Regions from separate parts of the Homo sapiens genome. Here region 2 is linked to region 1. Evidence: chromatin contacts called from ENCODE Hi-C or POLR2A ChIA-PET data. All regions are on one chromosome and are shown on one strand. The core of a region is the stretch at or near the end of the contact, and the rest is flanking DNA. Distances in the headings are between cores, read along the strand shown.

Region 1 (3,321 bases), core at 733-3,232:
CCTCCCAAAGTGGTGGGATTACAGGCATGAGCCACCGTGTCTGGCCTAACTTTTAATTTTGATACGGTCTTTTTTTTTTTTTTTTTTTTTTTTTTAAGACAGTTTCGCTCTTGTTGCCCAGGCTGGAGTGCAACGGCGTGATCTCGGCTCACTGCAACCTCTGCCTCCTGGGCTCAAGAGATTCTCCTGCCTGAGCCTCCCGAGTAGCTGGGATTACAAGTGTGCACCACCATGCCCGGCTATTTTTTGTATTTTTAGTAGAGACAGGGTTTCACCATGTTAACCAGGCTAGTCTCAAACTCCAGTCTGCCTCGGCCTCCCAAAGTGCTGGGATTACAGGCATGAGCCACTGTGCCCTGCCTTGATACAGTTTTAAGCATACAGAAAAATGGTAAGAATAGTACAAAGAACTCTCATACCTCTTCCCCAGATTCACTGCTAGGATTTTGCCTTGTTTGCTTTTCTGACTTGCCAGTGTCCCCCACCCTGCAGCATATGCACATGCACACACACTGTCTTCTGAACCATCTGACAGGGAGTTGCAGGCAGTGTACCTTTACTTCTGAATACCCCAGTGTGTATTTCTTAGGAACAAAGACATTCTCTTATATAATCGCAGTACAATTATTTTTAAAAACCAGCAAGCTTAATGTCAATACAATGCTATTACCTAATACATTGTTCATATTCAGATTTTTTCCATATTCCACTATGGTCCCAGTAATGGCAGAGCTTTATTTTAAAGAAAACAATCCTGGGGTGTGTGGGTGTCACCTTGGTTACATTCGCTCTGAGGAAAGCAGAACCGACAGGTATTTGGGGAAGTGACTGCCGTGGGTGCCACATCACCAGCTCCTTGTGTCTCTGCAGGACCAGAGGAGCGAGAGCAGCAAGAACCACACCCAGCAGCAATGTCAGCGGAAGTGGAAACCTCAGAGGGGGTAGACGAGTCAGAAAAAAAGAACTCTGGGGCCCTAGAAAAGGAGAACCAAATGAGGTGAGCGATGGGGGCTGGCTGCACTGAATCAGGTGGGCCCAGCACCTGTCGTGCTCAGCACACCTGGTTTTGTCTGTTGGCAGCACTGGGGAGTGGCCATGGGCCATGAGCTCTGGACCCCTGGGTGCCTGCTTGGCCCTGCAGGGACCGCATACAGCTTCGGCTGCTTAGAACTCTCCCCACTGGTCCATTGTCTCATCCAAGGAGGCAGGGCAGGTGCTCCTGGGAGTGCTGATAGGATTTGATGGTAGTTATCCTTTTTTCTTTTTAAAAACTTGTGCGTTTCCTCATCTGGGCTGAGAAAGGGTAAACGCAGGCAAAGCTGGCTCTGTTCAGTCTTTTACCACATAAAAGACTGCAGGGCAGCCTTTCCTTACTCTGTATAGGGACAGCTCATGCTAAACCTGAGCTTCCAGGCCCTGTTCTGCATCATTAGCCTCTCATAGCCCTGTCATTGGCCAAGTTTTTTTTTTATCCCTTGAAATAATTGCTAATAATAAATTGATTCTCAGCACATGGATGATAACGAGCTAATCTCCTAAAGAAGACAGCAGAAGCCAGACCATGATAAGGCCAAATTTTTCTCACTCTTGTAGATGGATTGTGTGGACACATGTAAGCCCCTGCCCAAGTACCACCATCTTTAGGATCACATGTTTTCTACCTTGTCCATCCATCCACACACCTTTACAACTGTGTAATTTCGTTAAGCAGCACAAACCCAGCGTCCTGGCCCTAGCCTCTCGGTTGTCTCCTTTGCATCCTTCCGTGCTTGGTCCTAGTCACATATAGTCTCAAAGAAGCTGTGGGTCCAAGGTGGGAGGAAGGCAGTAGGGCCATCTGAGGAGACCCATGGTCACAGCCTTACTGAGGTGTGTGAATTCCAGAAGACACGTTCCAAGGCAGGCTGTTCTTAGAGAAGCCAGCAAATACTGAAGGGAATACAGATGTGTGTCTCTTCGACCACTAGGTGGCCACAGAAGCAAAGCATTGCTCATTTGGGTGGTTCCCAACACAGACACATGGACGTGGGTACTACTCTCAAGGAGCAGGCCACAGTTATCCCTTGTGTCCTGAGTCCTTGGAGCAGAATGTCATGTCTGCTTGTCCTGTGTTCCCTGACAAGTTGCTGCTATTTGTGTTGGAGTGAAGTGTCTGAGAAGCCCCAGCCTCCAGTACAACAGGTGGTCACCTTGGGGTGTGGACTCAATCTTCTCTCTATGGTCCTTTCTGGAAAGCTGGGAAGGGCTAATTGACACACAAACACCTCCCATCTCTCCACAGAATGGCTGACCTCTCGGAGCTCCTGAAGGAAGGGACCAAGGAAGCACACGACCGGGCAGAAAACACCCAGTTTGTCAAGGACTTCTTGAAAGGCAACATTAAGAAGGAGCTGTTTAAGGTTTGTGCCCCGCATTGGGTTCCAGACTGTCATATGGGGTTGGGGTGGGGGCCTTGGTCCCATGAGAAAAGTGCCCCTGGAGCCACTCTGAGGGAAAAGCTGGGCTTTTCTCCACACTCCATTCCTTCTTGACGTTAAGCTCTGGCTCTCGGCTGGGTACAGTGGCTCATGTCTGTAATCCCAGCACTTTGGGAGGCCGAGGCAGGTGGATCACTTGAGGCCAGGAGTTTGAGACCAGCCTGGCCAACATGGTGAAACCCTGTCTCTACTAAGAATACAAAAATTAGCCGGGTGTGGTGGCGCGTGCCTGTACTCCCAGCTACTTGGGAGGCTGAGGTGGGAGAGTCACTTGAACCTGGGAGGCGGAGGTTACAGTGAGCCGAGATCGTCCCACTGTACTCCAGCCTGGGTGACAGAGCGAGACTCTTTACCCCGCCAAAAAAAAAAAAAATTGGTTCTCATGGCTTAGATAGAATAACATAGTGGTGTGAAGGAAGCAAAAGTATGCGTGTTCCAAAGACTTCACCATGCCATTCCTTTAAGAAACAAAAGCTTCCTTGTGTGTTAAATAATTCACTACATAAAAATGGACCATAGGATTGGGTCTTTGGGGTTGGGGGTTGTCACTTGAGCCTCTGCATCCAGCTGCTCGGATGTGGTGTGCTCAGGCATAGCTGGCCTCCTCCTGTCACCTCCACAGCTGGCCACCACGGCACTTTACTTCACATACTCAGCCCTCGAGGAGGAAATGGAGCGCAACAAGGACCATCCAGCCTTTGCCCCTTTGTACTTCCCCATGGAGCTGCACCGGAAGGAGGCGCTGACCAAGGACATGGAGTATTTCTTTGGTGAAAACTGGGAGGAGCAGGTGCAGTGCCCCAAGGCTGCCCAGAAGTACGTGGAGCGGATCCACTACATAGGG
Region 2 (3,207 bases), core at 653-3,152, 530 kb after region 1:
TCCATTACGAATCAGCCACACGACCCCACTCAGCAGCTGCACAAATGGGTTCTCAGTGTCCAGCACCTCCTCCTCAGACAGGTACCTGGATCCGGGGAAGGTGGGAAGCTCACTCACCAGCAGGGGCAACTGCAGATAGTCAGGCTCTTTCTCCCTAGCCATCCCAACCTGGCTGCTAGATTCCCCCTCATGCCCCAGGAACCTCCTGGGGCCTGAGTGTAGCTGGGACAACTTAACAGCCCTAGGAATCTCCCTGTTGTCAGAGCTGAAGCTGGACAGGGTTCTGACAATACAATCCCCACAAGCCTTTGCAAACAGTCTGTTTCATTTAACAGAAATGACCATCCCCCAACAGAGCTCAAATCCATCTATGGCCCTCAATCCCCAGGCCATACCCAGCCCAACTACCACTTGATCCCTGTTACGGCCCTTCATTGGCTTCCTTGTTTCTCCACTGCTCTCTCCCACCTGGTCCCACTCAGGATCAGAACAAGCTTTATCATCAACAAATACTTTTTTTTTGAGACTCAAATAATTTTTAAGATAATTTTAAATAATTCAAATCATCAATCTTGCCAGGGCGTGGTGGCTCACACCTGTCATCCCAGCACTTTGGGAGGCTGAGGTGGGTGGATCACTTGAGGTCAGGAGTTCGAGACCGGCCAGGCCAATATGGTGAACCCACTCCCCCGTTCCCCACCCCATCCCGTCTCTACTAAAAATACAAAAATCAGCCGGGCGTGGTGGCACACGTCCGTAGTCCCAGCTACTCCAGAGGCTGAGGCAGGAGAATCGCTTGAACCCGGGAGGCAGAGGTTGCAGTGAGCCGGTATCATGCCACTGCCCTCCATCCTGGGCAACAGAGCAAGACTCTGTCTCAAAAAAAAAAAAATCATCAGTCTTGATGAGTTGATGTTTCTGACACCCCACTCCTTTTTCAGTCCCTCATACACACAAGCCCCCCTGAGCCTCTGAGCCTTTGTGCGTGGGGTTCCTTTGGACTGAAACGCTCTTCCTCCAGTTCTGACCTTGGCTCACTTAGTGATTCATCTTCAAGTTCCCACTCAAAGGTCACCTCGGAGAGGCGTGTTCCAGATCACCCTCCCTAAAATCAACACTATTTACAACGGGTTCACCCCGTTGGTTGCTTTGCTGCACACACAGCAATCAGAATGTATGTTAGCTATTTACCCGGCTTTTGTTGATTTTTCTAGTAATGGGGGAGGGCTGTTAAGGCAAAGACTGTGTTGTTCACGGCTATCTCACCGGGGCGCGGCACATTGCCTGATACAAGCAAGTGCTCAATGATACTGGATGATGAATAAACTCTGCAAGGAAGCGATTCCTATCCCCATTCTGCAGAGGAGGAAACAGGGGCTCAGCTTGGTTAAGTGACTTGAACACGGAGGCACGGCTACAACCCAAATCTCAGGCCCTCTGCCCTCGACAGCACGGGGCTCCCTGCCTCCTCACCCGGTGACCAGGGTCCCGTCGCGGCGGATCCCGAACTGCGCGTTCTGCAGCCCCCCGGAGCTGCTCACCCGCCGCTCGTCGCTCACCACGTTCCCCAGGCACTCGCCCGAGTTCATGCGGAAGAAGCCGCCGTTCTGGGCGACACGGCAGTCGGCCGCCCGCGCCGTCTCCTCCACGGTGGCGCGTCGTCTCGCCGCGCAGCCGCCGGGTCCACCGGGCTCCAGCACCGAGAAGGTGCGCAGGGGCTCAACGGCCCGCGTCAGGTGGCCGGCCACCGCGCGGTCCCTGAAGTGCGACACGAAGGTGCGCACGGCCAGACCGCCGGCGCCGGGAGTCGCGGGAGGCGGAGGCCAACTCTCGTGCTCGCGGTTGCCGGCGCGCACCCGTGTGCAGTCCCGGGGGAGGCGCGCGCGCGCGCGTGGATAGGGCAGTAGCAAGTCGTCGTCGCGGGAGGCCCTGCGGGGACGGGCGGCCGTGAGCTCAGGGGGCTGTCCTCGTGAGCTCGGAGGACAGGGGGGACCCCCCGAACCAGGCTGGCCCAGGGAGCTGCACTCACCCCGAGTCGAGGCCGCCGGACGCTTCCCAGAGGAAGCCGAATAGTGCAAGCCGGAGGAGAAGCCAGCGACCCGTGGAGGTCGCCATATTGGACCGGGGCCTCGGGTCATGTGGGCTCGCCTCACGTGACTCAAGTCCCAGGGTGGCCGCTTTCAGCTCGGACTGAATTACCTGCGCTCTTTTCGGCTGGCGGGCTGGCGGGCGGTGCTGGTGATGTTAACTTTTTATCTCCAGGTAATCTCAAACCTACAGGAAGTTGCAAGGAGAGCATAAAGAACTCTCGTAGAACTGTTATTCATGTTTAGCAGTGGTTTAGGCTTGCCTGATTTACTCAATCATTTGTACTTTGTTTTTTTTTTTTCCTGAACCAATGGCAACCAAATTGCAGATGTCATGATCCTTTACCCCATACCTCGCCATGAATCTCCTAAGAACAAGGGCATTTTCTTAACCACAGGGCAAATATCATTAGGACAACTCCCATTGACATTTCTGTGATGTCATCCACAGCTAACCTTCAATTGTCCCTCTAATGTCTTTTTTTTTCTTTTCCTTTTTGTCCGCCCCTGACCCTGTAACCCAGGAGTTGCTTTTAGTTGTCATGTCTCTTTGATCTCTTCATCTGGAAGGCTCCTCAGCCTTTTGTCTTTTACTACCTTGACATTTTTGAAGACAGCCCAGCTACATGATTTGTGTGACTCAATGCAAAATGAAAACGTGGGGACACTTACTAAAAAACCCAGAAAACTATTAAGAATTTCAAGATGGTCAGAGCAAATGGTTGCAGCAAGCCAGGGACCTTCTGAGTGAGCCCATGAAGCTGGCCCTGAGTATAGAAGCCAGTTTATTTTGTAGCATGTACTTCAAGCTTCCTTTGAGAGGATTCTTCTCTTCAGGCCTCCTGTCCCAGTGCAGTGTCCAGGGTTGGGTGGTGTCTTGGTGCCAGTGCAGTGCGTGGGCCATTCCAGGAGCCACGGCAAGTCTAATTGGCTTGATACTGTTGCGGTCTTGCCAGTGCACCTTAATATAGCAGTTTCTCCTTGTCTGAACTAGTCCCGGGGTTCTTTGTCCTACCTCCAAGAAAACTAAGGAGCGTGGACACAAGGGTGGGGTTGGAGCGAACGTTTAATAAGGGAAAGAAGAAAGCTCTCCAAAGTGGAGACGGGAGTCCGAGTGGAT

What was found. A loop is a pair of places that touch in the nucleus more often than their neighbours do. ChIA-PET counts read pairs that join two places held with the same protein, here RNA polymerase II (POLR2A). Pooled maps may share reads with other maps.
Region 2: a pooled map shows a loop between it and region 1 (2.6-fold over the local background). The contact joins the promoter of NAGPA-AS1 here to the enhancer-like site in region 1. A Hi-C loop is called at or near these places in 2 of 168 maps with a recorded cell type or tissue (Calu3 and PC-9) and 3 of 50 pooled maps. POLR2A ChIA-PET finds 5 or more read pairs at or near these places in 1 of 52 experiments (activated T-cell).

The regions. Positions count from the first base shown.
Region 1 is chr16:4,504,614-4,507,934 of GRCh38, forward strand. HMOX2 (heme oxygenase 2) reads left to right here. Exons shown (of 6, transcript NM_002134.4): 2 at 871-997; 3 at 2,282-2,399; 4 at 3,100-3,321. The coding sequence starts at 912. Among named protein-coding and RNA genes, the nearest start is that of HMOX2, 30 kb to the left of the region's middle. Within about 2 kb of position 1,983, at least 14 of the 41 ENCODE cell types and tissues checked have a DNase peak (open chromatin) inside an H3K27ac peak, as active enhancers do.
Region 2 is chr16:5,031,800-5,035,006 of GRCh38, forward strand. It overlaps NAGPA-AS1 (NAGPA antisense RNA 1), which reads left to right and starts at 1,903. Exons shown (of 2, transcript NR_038913.1): 1 at 1,903-2,262. It overlaps NAGPA (N-acetylglucosamine-1-phosphodiester alpha-N-acetylglucosaminidase), which reads right to left and starts at 2,136. Exons shown (of 10, transcript NM_016256.4): 1 at 2,030-2,136; 2 at 1,474-1,929; 3 at 1-85. The coding sequence starts at 2,115. RefSeq lists enhancers at 1,373-1,874, 2,068-2,247.